Linked DNA regions of Homo sapiens: region 1 is linked to region 2. The links are chromatin contacts, found by Hi-C in ENCODE. All regions are on one chromosome and are shown on one strand. The core of a region is the stretch at or near the end of the contact, and the rest is flanking DNA. Distances in the headings are between cores, read along the strand shown.

Region 1 (5,853 bases), core at 1,407-3,906, 2.8 Mb after region 2:
GCTTTTTCTTCCTTTCCCTTCTCCTGCCACCTTTGAAATGCTAACTCAGGGGAGCGGCCTCCTGTATAGCCTGTTATTTGAGATCAAGCTCATTAGAAATCCTGGAATTTCACTGTATCACACGCTGTCACAAAACACTAAGCCGTTCATTGAGAGGAGAAACACAGCCTTTTGGACTTTCTACTGTAATAAAGGATTTATCCCTCAACATTTTAAAACGGGATTATATCAACGCTTTGCCTTCCTCAAAACTTTAAGAAGCCCCTCTGCTCTGAGCTGAGAGGGGCTCCCCACAGAAAAGCGTTGCTTCTGCCCTTCGAGTTGCTTCCTTGTAAAGAAGGCTGCTAAGAGCCTAAAACAAAACGCGCCGAGTTTAAGCCCTTTCTATTTCCCTTTAACGCTTCCGCAAATGCCAAGAGAAATCGTACCACCGCAGTGATATCATTATTTACATTTAATTTTTAAAAATTAAAACTCAACAGCCACGCCCATTAAGATGCAGCGATGGGCAGCCCCGGCCACAGAGGCTGCGGGAGGCTGGAGGGGTTTTGTCAGCCGCAGTCACAGCCCCGCGGAGCTGGCGGCATTTCAGGGCAGGAGACGGGTCCCCCGAGCCCCCGGCTGGGCGCTGCGGGCCTTGCCCAGGGGGCCTCCGGCTCCCTGACCCCGCGTGACCCACGGGAGGCCCCGCCGCTCCGCGGGCGGAATTATTTCGGATTTCTCTTTGCGGTCCTAGTTCGGAAGAAACTGCTTTCCACCGCGGGAAGATCTGGCGGGATGGTGACCGAAGGGCCTCCGTGCAGCGGATCAGACCCGGTTCCACCGGCTGAGCCCAGGGCGGGCCTATGGGATCCGCTGATGCGCAGAGGGACTTTGGAAATAATCAGAGCGAAGCCCTCGGCCAAGCGGGAACGGGTGCCCGGTGGCAACGAGTACGTGGCCCCAAAGCGGGAAAACGGAAGAAGAAAAACCTCCCGCGGGGACTCGAGGCGGGTACGCGGCTCACCCGCCCTTTCGGGAACCCCCAAGCGCGTCCGAATCCGCCCCGAGGCGAGGCGGGCCGGGCCGTACCTGCTGCTCCGTCCCCGGCTCCGTCCCGGGCTCCTGGCGGCTGTCGCTGCGGTTCCTTCCCGCGGGCCGGGCCCCTTCCCTGCGCCTTCGCCGCCTCCTCGCGCCTGCCCGGGGCCCGCAGCCTCCGCACCGGGAACCCGGAGGACCCGAGGCGGGCGCAGGGGCGAAGCCGGGGCCGGGGAGGGGCCGCCTCGCTCCGGGTTCGAGACGGAAGAAACACGCGGCGCAGGCTCCGGAGCGACGGCTCCGACGGGGACCCGTTAAATAATTTATTGATGATACAAAGCGACTCGCGCCCACCCGGGGCCGCCCCCGGATTCTGCAAAAATAGATTCGCCCCCACCCCGCGGGTCCTCACAAGGCGTCCCCCGCGCCGCCGCCGCACGGGCTGACCAGCGCCAAGTTCGAGGGTTTGTGCTTCTTGAGCAGCCGCGTGATCTTCTCGTCGTCCGAGTTGGGGTCCAGGGGCCGGTTGTATTCGTCGTCGTCCTCCGCGTCCGAGCCGCCCACCTTCAGCTTCTCGGCGTCCGAGTCCTGCTTCTTCTTGGCCGACGCCATCTCCACCGCGTGCCGCTTGCGCCACTTGGTCCGGCGGTTCTGGAACCAGACCTGGGAGTGGACGGGGCGGTCAGGCGGCCGCGGGGCCCGGGGCTGGCGCTGGGGCCGTTCGCAGGACGCGGGCCCCCGGCTCTGCTCTCCCGAGCCCCGCCGCGCTCACCTTCACCTGGCTCTCGGTCATGCCCAGCGAGTAGGCGAGACGCGCGCGCTCCGGGCCCGCCAGGTACTTGGTCTGCTCGAAGGTTTTCTCCAGCGCGAAGATCTGCTGGCCCGAGAAGGTCGGGCGCGAGTGCTTCTTCTTCCCGTCCTTGTCCAGGACGCCGCCGGCCGGGGCTGCAAGGGAGGGGAAGGGAGGGAGGTCAGCGGCCGGCGGGGTCCCCCTCCGCGCCCACCCGCCCCGCACCCCCCGCGCGGGCCACTCACCCGGGCCAGCCAGACGCGGGTCCCTCCAGGGCGCGCCCTGCACCACGCCGGGCCAGAAGATGGGCGGGCGCCCCGGCAGCTCGGCCAGGGGCTTGGGGTAGCCGCGCGCCACAGCGGCCGCGGGCCCGAAGTAAACGCCGGCGGACGACGCGAGCCCGTTGAGCCGGGGCAGCCCCCCCAGGAGGCCCCCGCCCGCCGCGCCCACGGGCCGGCCCAGGATGTCGCTGATGCCGTGCGGGGTCCCGAGCGGGAGCTGCGCGCCCAGGCCCCCCAGCGCGGGCGCCTTGAAGCCGGCCGGACCCTGCAGCGCGTAGGGGAACAGCGACGTCTTCATCTCGGCCATGTTGTGCAGCGCGGCCAGCGGGGCACTGCTCAGCACGAACGCGCCCGGGCGGTTAGTGTCCATGGGCGCCGCCGCCGCCGGCCCGGGCTCCCATCCGGGCCCCGCCGCCGCCGCCCCTGCCCGCCGGCCCGGGAAGTTTGCGCGCGGCCCGGGCGGGCGTCGGCTGCAGCGCGGGGCGCGGGGCGCGGGGGGCGGGCGGGCGGCTCCGGCGCGGGGCGGGCGGGCGGGCGGCGGCGGCGGCGGCTCCGGGGCCGGTCGGAGCGGCGCCGCGCGGGACGGACGCGCTGATAACGGGGGCTCCCCGGGGCGCGGCGCGCGCGCTGATTGGCTGCGGACCCCGCGGTCCGGCCATTGGCCGGCGCCCCCCCCCCGCCCGCGCGCCCCCGCCGGCCGCGCACTCCATGAAGGGCCCATTAGCGCGGCAGGTGCCTCCCGGGCTGTAAATTCGCCCCGATTTATCTCCCCGGGGACGAAATAAATCCAGCTTGGATGGGAGTGTAGTTAGGCAAAGGTTTTCATGCGAAATCAGGAAAAAATACGAGAACGTATTTTATTAACGGAAAGAATGCAGATTTGAGGACCCGCCCGCGCGCTCGGAGCGCCCCACTCGGGGAAGAGTCCCGGCCCGCGTCCCAGTCGCGACTGCTCCGCCGCCCGTGGCTGGGGTGGGTGTGAGCGGCAGCGGACGCCGGCGGGGAACGCGCTCCGGGCAGGTCGGGGCCACAGGAGGGCGGAGGACGCGGGCCTCGAGTCCACGGAATCCACGGGCCTCACGGCCGGGCGAGGCTCGCACGGAGCTGCCTCTGGTTTCGCCGACACGCGGCCGGCGCGGTGGAGGAGTGAGGCAGGCGGGAGCGGGGCGGGGAGGCGGGTCCCGGGACCACACGCGCGGCTCGGCACTTCCCCGTCATCGGCCTCCAGGTCTCCCGCTGGGGGTCCCCCAGGATGTGACCTGGGCCCACGACTTCGCCCACGGGCCGCCTCTCGCGAATCCCCGGCCGGGAGAACAGAGACCAGGACGGCCTCAGCGCGGAAGCCCTGTCCAGGGCCCGAACGTGGGTGCGGGCTGGGGGCGCAGCGGCAGAAACGCGGCCTTAGACGCGCGCGGGGGGCCGGTGTCCCCCCCGCCCCCACGGCACCGGGAGCCGCTCGCTCATCCATCCCGCAGACCGGGCGGTGAGATGACTCCGAGCCCCGCGCACGGCGGCCGCGAGCAAACGCTCCGACGTCTGTGGTGACGTCTCGTATTGATTTAGGGACACGGGGCGGCTGTGGCTGTGGCCCACGGCTCGTGGGGAGCCCGAGTCTGTGCGCAGGGAACGCCGCTGCGTGGCCTCTCTCGGGCCTGTGCCGCGGAGGAAGGCGGCGCCCGGGGTTCGGGGCCGGGGTCTCACGTCCGCCCCCTCGCCCCCCTCCAGCGTCCGTTTTCGTTTTGTGCAGGTCGAGGCGGGGACTTGGCGCCGTCGGCCGCTCCTGGATGGCGGCTTGGAAAAGCCACCTGCGGCCAAACTCCGGGGCAGTGGTGCGGCCGCCGGGTGTGTGCGCGCTCGGGGCTGCCCCGGCGGCTTCCGGCTCCACTGAGGTGCAGCCCCGCGTTCACGGGGGGTTCGCTTCCCCCGTCGACTCCGCACTCGATTCGACTGGGATTGGGATTCGATTGGGCGCGGCCGCCCCACCGGTGATCGGCCCCCGCGGAGCCTGGCCCGGGAACCCCCAGCGCCCGTCCGGCCCCGAGACCCGCCCCGGCCTGTCCTGCGCCCCGCTCCCTCGGAGGAGACACGAGGAAGGGCCCTCCCGGGTCGGGTTCGGGCCCCTCCCAGCACCCCAAGGCGACGGCGCCCGCGCCCAAGGCTCGGGCTCTGAGCTGAGACGCGGGAACTGCGGGGCCGGGGGGGGCGGGCAGGGGGAGTTGGGGGCGGGGGCTGCTGTCGCCCTGGGATCCCCCACTCTGCGCGGCCGGGCAGACCCTGGGCGGGCCGGGAGGGGTGCGGGTCGCCCGAACTGAGGCCCAGGAGGCGCGCGCGGGCGGAACGGCGGGAGGAAGCCGCGCTCGGGACAGGCTCTGGCTCTTCTCACAGCCTGGAGGGGCGGGGCAGGGGGCGTCGCTAGCGCTGTTTTATGGCTGAGGAAACATGGACCTGGAGGCGCTGCGCTGCGGCCCGATAAACCCTGGGTCTGTCTGCGCCCCCCGGTCCTCCCTGGGCTGCCGAGGGAACGCGTGGGGTCGCGGGTGGGGCTGGCGTGTCACTGGCTGCGGAGCGCGCGGCTCTCCAGGGCTCAGGGGCGCGGGATGAGGGGCCAGGGTGAGTTGGGGGCGCAGAGGAGCCGGGTAAGGGGGGGTCCCTCTCCCACGTTCTTGTAAGCCGTGGAAGTCTTGGCGCGCTCCGCAGGTGCCGCGTCCTACCCGGCTCCCCGGCCTGCGCCCCACGCGCTTTCCCGCCCTCCTCCTCGCGGAGCTGCGCGTGGGTCCGGTGGCTTCACCTCCTACGCTTCCCGGCGCCCACTCCGGGCCCCGTCCCCTCTCCGGCCCCCGCCCGCACCTTTTCTCCTGCGTCCCCCGGTGCCGCCCTCTCGGAAACCACCGAGGCAACTCCCCCTCCTCCCGGGAAGGTCCGAGCGCCTCCGACCGCGATGTCTTTGCCTGGGCTCCGCCGCCCGGCGGCCCCGCTGCCTGGAGAGGTCCGCGATGCCACCTCCTGGCCCGCGAGCAGATGTCCCGCGAGGAAGGCTGCCGGCATCGGCGCCGACGCTCCGCGCTGGAAAACCGAGAGCGCGGGGTTTGGCAGAGGCCATTCAAGTTTGTTTTACTCGTTCAGCCTGTATTTGTGGGGCTCCTACCGCGCCCGGGCTGTCCGGGGGGTGCACCGTGAACGCAGCGGGCTCCGGCCCGGGCGCGGGCGGGTCAGAGCAGCAAACGCGCTCCCCCGGCACCCCCGCGGCGTCTGCAGGGGAGCGGGCGACGGGGAGGACGGCGGGGGTGTCGGCCCGGAAGGAGAGCCGGCCTAGGCCCCGGTGTCCCCGCGCTGGGGGCTGAGGGGCGACGGGGGAACTCCACAGAGGGAAGGAGCCTGCGTTCGCCTTCGGCCGCCCAGGCCATAGAGTTCACAAACTCTGATTTATCACTGAGGTGACTTGTCCCGCGCAGCCCTAGGCGAGTTGCCAAGCTGCCCGCCCTGACCGCGCCCCCAGGCCGGGGGTCTCCTAGCAGTTCCCGGCAAAGGCCCTGCATTGTCTTTTTTCCCGAAGTGAGCGCATTCCCGGCCTCTCCAGGCTTGACAAGGTAACCGCACCAGGCATTCCAGACACAGACGGGGCCTCCCTGGGGTCCTCATGACCAAAGAACCAAAAAAGGCCCAAGATGACTCAAGGGACCCCTCTGTGGGCCCCACCCACGGAAGCAGCGGCGTGGGGTTACCAGGACCCCCAGGAGCCCGGGCCCAGGCGGGGTGCCTTCTGTT
Region 2 (5,885 bases), core at 1,686-4,185:
GGGCGGGGGGAAATCTTTAAAACAACCAAATCAACAACAACACACCACCCAGCACAAAACCAGCAGCCAGAGACTGCACAATGTCAAAAAGCAGTGACGCACTTTTCTCCACTTAATCACATTACTGATAGCCAATAGTTATCATCGGAAAAGTTGACCAAGACAGGTTAAATAATTTAATAAGGAACTGCTTGTAATTATGTTATTTACAAGGTATGACAGAGGGTGGGAGAGGGGGCAGAGCAGTGGACGGGTTGGAGTGACCCCTGGAGCTTGGAGTTTGAATTATGGAGCTGGGGGGCTGCGAGGTGAAGATGGACTAGAGGAGAACAAGGTGACTTTTCACCCCAACACATTTAACTTTTAAATCCAAATAAACGTCTCGTGTTACTAGACCATCACACTGGAAAGGAGAAAAAAAATGAACTAATCAAGTCCAACTCGATGGGCTTAGGAGTTAGCTGCCTTTGTTATAGGAAAAAAAATCCAAATGAACTGATTCCTAGCAGAGAGAGAAGCATTTAAAAATAAACAAGAGGGGGGACATCTTGAAATTTTTGTCAAATATTAATTACCATAATTAATTAAGACAGAATATGATTCCAATCACAAGACATTTAATAAAGCATATATGTCCTGTTCTAATGACAACATAAACTATTTTACCAATCGCTTCATTCATTCCAATAAATATGGAATTCTCATTAGCATGTCAAGGAAACTCAATGGAAAACAAATACACGAGATCCATTTGTCAGTGCCCTTGCCTCTGAAGCCCAGGACAACCCAGGCCCAGCAGTGAAAACTCGTGCAGAGGCATAAACTTTCTCACCTGTTTGGTCATTGAATCTATGAGGCGAACATACAGATCTTGCTCTGTTCTGACTCCTGCAAAAAAACAGAGACAAATTCTCATCAGGATTTGAGTGCTGCACCTCGGGGAGGGCACACGGAGCACAGGAAGTCTGTAACTCAGGACTGCTGCCACGGTGATGCAGCAGAACTTAGGCAATCCCTTTGAAAGGGAGAAAGAGAACCCCACCACTTCTCGCTTAATTTTTTTTTTCTTTTCTTAACTAAGAACCTTAAGGCTCTTAGGGCTTGCATTTCAAGGTGCAAGGAACTTGCCTGGTGGAGAGCAGGCCTGGTAGCTGTGTGCGGTGGGCCCATGTGGTCGTTTATTTTTAGAAAAGAAAAAGCACCAAATGGAAACTGAGTGAGAGGCTGAACTCTTTCTAATGTCTCTCGAGGATTTAAAAAAAAAAAACTCGTTCACAGGAAGTAAGTTATGCTCCGTTTATGGAGTTACCCCCATCCTAATAATTAACATTAATTTGCAAAATTGAAAAAAGTCACTTAAAAGTGATGTTCTGCTGGAGCCCGTATCGATCTTTTTCTTACTTTCTACTTCAAGCCCCACCGGTTAATCATGTGAAGTGCCATCGACTTATTGATCGTTTATGTTTTGTTTTCCTTCTATGCCATGAGAAGATTTCGTGTTTACATCCATGTCATTTTAATCTCAAATCTTTATGTCCTTTCACCAGCGCAGAAAAGGAGAGCCAGCCGCTGCAGGGGCGGCGAGCACGCAGCAGGCACTTACCGTTGCTGTACAATAACTGGAGTTTATAGTGGATGCCGTTGTTGGTTTTCTCGTTGTTTGGCTCCTGAAAGTAACGATAAATAATTGCATTTAGTGCGATCGGTGTCAGGCGCGGCCACCACGCTCGGTCCCCCTCCGCGACCGAGGCTCTCGGCCTCACACATGGCAGGATTCCTAGCTCGAAGCAGCGCGGTGATGTCACTTTCCTGCTGGAAGCCCAGCGTTCTCCTCGCCCCGAGTAAGTCCGAGGGCGCAGAGAAGTTGCCCAGCCCTCGGCGGTCCCGGGCGGCCGCACGTGGCGGCGGCGGGGTGGCCTGGCGGAGCCGAGCCCGCCGCCTAGGGGGGCACTCGAACCCCCGCGCACCGGCACCGCCTGCCTCCCGCTTCTAGAAAGAGAGAGGGTGTGATCGTGTGTTTGCACTTACTTTCTCTTTCTCCACAAAGTCCACAAAAGCGGTCCTTTCAATCTCCACCGGCTGCCCCTGCCTATCGTAGAGCGCCAGCACGAAGTGGAAGAAATTGGATTTCCGGAGGTTGGAAGGCGGCTGCTTCTCGAAGTGCGCCCGCGCCAGCCCCACGCCGCTGCGGGAGGAAAGAGACAGCGGCCCGGTGAGGAGCGCGGCGCCGGCCGGCGGAGGGGGCCGGGCCGGGCCGGGGCCGGGGCCAGGGCGCGCGGGGGCGGCCGGTACGTACCTCTGGGCGGCCGTGTTGGCGTCCACCACGCCCGCCGTGTGCATCCACGAGCGCACCGGGTTCATGCCGCTGCCCAGCGGCTCCTCCTTCATGGTCGTCCCCCCGCGCGGAATATTCTCCTGAATCCCAAACATGAAAACTGCTGGCGGCGGCCGCAGCTCCCGGCCGAAAGCGTTTCCTCGAGCAGCGGCGCTCGGGGCTTGGCGGCAGGCGGCTGCCCTGGCCGCCCTCGCCCTGCTCGGCGCCTGCGGTCCGGCCCCGCCGCCGGCTTCAGCCCGTCCCGGGCAGGCGCGACATACACCAGCGGCCGGGCGCTCCGGACGGCCAGGGGCGCGGAGGCGGCTCCACCGGCGGCGGCGGCGCTTCGAAGGAGCAGGACGCGGTGGCCGCGGCGGCGCTTGTTGTTGTTGTTGTTTGCAGGCGCGCTCAACGTGGTGTCATCCTAGCCAGGCGGCGTCCGCGGCTGCAGGACACTGCGGGATCGCCCGCTTCTGGCGCGGCCCGCCTGCTCCAAAGACAAATAAACGGGGCAGTGAGTGCTGCGGCGCAGTCCCGGGCGCAGGCGGGGCGCGGCGGGGCCTGGAGCGGCGCGCGCAGCGGACGGAGGCGCACAAAACTCAGCCCTCTCTCCCCGAGGAATGGACCCTTTCCCGGGAGCCAAAACTCGAAGCCCCCGGGAGCGGCGCTGTCAGAGGGTGACGTCGGGGGGCGGTGCCTGCGCCATATATGGGAGCGGCCGCCCCTCGCCGCGCCCCTCGCCGCCGCCGCCGCCGCGCTCGCCGACTGACTGCCTGACGGCGCCGCGAGCCGGCCCGAGCCCCGCGAGCCCCGCGAGCCCCGCCGCCGCCGAGCGCCACCGAGCGCCGCCGCCGCCCCCCGCCACGCACCGCGGCTCCTCGCGTCCAGCCGCGGCCAAGGAAGTTACTACTCGCCCAAATAAATCTTGAAAAGAAACAAACGCAGCCACTGCACAATTGCAGTTTGGCCCCTTAATACCTCCCTGCAAAACCTGCCACACAGTCGAACACGATGGGCGGGGCGGGGGGCTGTAAAATGCTGAGGCGCCCCAAGTTGCCCAGATGCATGCAATAAATGCAAGGGGCTGCAGCTTGTCCTGGGGCCGCCCGAAGGAGAAGTGGGAAGAGGCAGGTCGACCGCAGGGAGGGCGCCGGAGGGAGGAGCGGGCAACGGACTGGGAGGAGGGGTGCCCAGGGCTCCCCGGCCAAGGCTGGACGCGCAGCTCAGCCTGATTTCTAAGCAGACCTAAGGCTGCTGCAGGGCCGGCCGGTCCCGGTCTGAGCCCCGCCAGGTACCCCAAGCTTCCTACCCCGGCGGAGGCCGCCGAGTGCCGGGCAGGGAATCACGTCGGAGGCAGGGTCTGCCAGATGCTCCCTCTCCCCCGGTGGCCGCGGCAGACCCCGGCCCCTGGCCTGTTCTTACGCACAGCGAGTGACAAAGAAGGCTCCGGTCTCTCCGGGCCGACGGGAAGCGCGCCCGGCCTCTCCGGCGACCCGGAGCCGGGTGTCTGGCTGCGCGACCTGCGCGGTGGCCAGACCGCCCTGGAGCCAACTGCTCCAAAAACCAAGCGGACGCCGCGGGCGCTGTGGCCCGGCCCTCGGAGCCGCCGGACCCGGGTGAGCGCGCGGCGCGCGGCTTCCCGACCTGGTTTCTAGGAATCGGGAGGGCAGCCGGGCGCGGGCAGACTGTGGGCCCCGCGGCCCAGCTCCTGTAGCCGGGACTCCGCGCCCAGGAGCGCGGCCCGCCCAAAGGACGTCTGCGCGACACGGAGCAGAGACCCAGGGGACGACCAGGAACTGTCCTAGGCACTTCCCTGCCAAGAGAAATCAGGCCCTTTTGATTAAAAGAAAAAAAAAAAAAAGATTGCAGGGCGCAAGTGTGTTGCAGGGCAGCCTCCTCCCGCCGGGTCTGGGGCAGCACTCCCTTTTCCCGTGAATTGGCAGCGTGTGTACGTTAATATTTTAATTAATCGGGAAAGTCGAAGTCCGATTCACGTTGTCTGGGGACCCCCACGCCTCTTGGAAGGAGTGAGAAAAAAGATGTGTTGGAAAGAGATCTATTTTGCTGGTGTTGGGGGTTAATGACTATTGCCAAAGATAAGTGAATTATCAAAGCTGTTGCGCCAGTCCCATCTCAAAATCCATTACGGTGCCGGCCGTCTAATTAAATACGTAAGTATAATAAAATCATATTTTATGACTATTTGAGGGTAATGAGATTAGTCTTTAGAAGCGATAGCCACATATTAAAGATGCCACTGTCTATAGAATGTTAATAACCTTAAATCAAAGTGTATGGAAACTGTTCATGATAAATTAAAAGAAAATTTCTGTATTCCTAATAAGCCCAGCGCTTTCCACTCTCGGCAGACACTGGTGTAGGAGGGAACACTTTCTTCGTGGAGAAACAACGCAAAATAAAGTTGGCCATCGAGGGAGGGTGGGGTTGAGAAACGCTTTGTCTCTGCGTGTTTAGCTGCTTCGGGGGCTCACGCAGGGCAAGCGGCCAGGCAAGCGTTATTGTCAGAATATGCAAAGTGCCTTTTCGGGAAAGATGAAGTTGGAAATAGGAAACAATGCTTCCTTTATAGCACACTTCCTAAAATGTCCAGCCTGTGCTAGAGGTGCCCCTTCCTTGCGCTAACGAAAGTATCATGCTTAAAATCATTTACAGTATCTTTAATTCAGATTACACGCGCCAAGGCGATTTAAATCTGATTACCAAATTAGAAGGTTTAAAAACAAATCCTTCTAAATCTGATACTGTTGACTAAAGAGGAAAAAAAAGTTCTATAAGCCCATCACATAAGGTAACGATCCTGCCCCAGAAAGAAAAGGGGTTTTAAACCTTTTTGACAACAAATGCAGCTGCCCCACTATTTTGGACGATATTAAGCGAAAATGAATGCAAATCTGTGTTCAGCAGCCATCTGGCCCGAAATGGGGGAATCAGCTGCTCTCACAACAGGCTCGGAGGCTGAATCCATTTCAGCTCATTTTCTAGATCATCTGGTCCCGCACCCAAAGCGTGGAAAATACGGTCTTTATCATTCACCAACTTTATCTTTTTTGTCACTCCGCTGCTGGCTCCGAGCTGTGGGCACAAGGACTCGCCTACCGGGCAGGGTCTCCACCTCGGCCTGCTGCGGAGCGGCCTGGGAGGGTACCCCCTGGTCCCCCACCCCATCCCACCCTCAGATTTTCGACTTGATGGGGCAGGAGCAGCAGCAGAGGGGAGCAAGGGACACCGCAGCCAGGCCAGGGATGGGGAAGGGGGCTGCAGGCCAAATCCCAAGTGTCCTGAGTAACGCTGGGAGCGCGTCCCGGCGCTTGGCCACCTCCCGAGGGAGCCCTGCCCCCACCCCTCGCCCTTTCTGGGGAAGGCGGGGCGCTGGGTACCCAGGAGAAGGGAGACGAGGAGAAACAGGCTGCTACTTTGGAAGTTTTGCAGGCCCACGGCGGCCGCAGGTCTAACCTCGGTGCACAGAGCGCTCCCAGGGGCCAGACCGGCGTCCGGGGGCCGGACTGGGCGGAGCCTGACCTTTGCCGGGGACCCCGCGGGCCGCGACGGC

The links. Hi-C counts contacts between places; a loop is a spot of excess contacts on that map. Pooled maps may share reads with other maps.
Region 1: a map of naive thymus-derived CD4-positive, alpha-beta T cell shows a loop between it and region 2 (20-fold over the local background). The contact joins the promoter of NKX6-2 here to the promoter of EBF3 in region 2. A Hi-C loop is called at or near these places in 1 of 168 maps with a recorded cell type or tissue (naive thymus-derived CD4-positive, alpha-beta T cell), 4 of 37 single-sample maps with no recorded cell type and 7 of 50 pooled maps.

Annotation. Positions count from the first base shown.
Region 1 is chr10:132,783,491-132,789,343 of GRCh38, forward strand. It overlaps NKX6-2 (NK6 homeobox 2), which reads right to left and starts at 2,657. Exons shown (of 3, transcript NM_177400.3): 1 at 2,053-2,657; 2 at 1,790-1,962; 3 at 1-1,680. The coding sequence starts at 2,458. The coding sequence ends at 1,426. RefSeq lists an enhancer at 5,209-5,853.
Region 2 is chr10:129,961,339-129,967,223 of GRCh38, forward strand. It overlaps EBF3 (EBF transcription factor 3), which reads right to left and starts at 2,936. Exons shown (of 17, transcript NM_001375380.1): 1 at 2,297-2,936; 2 at 2,029-2,185; 3 at 1,604-1,667; 4 at 833-888. The coding sequence starts at 2,430. RefSeq lists enhancers at 3,063-4,034, 5,070-5,690.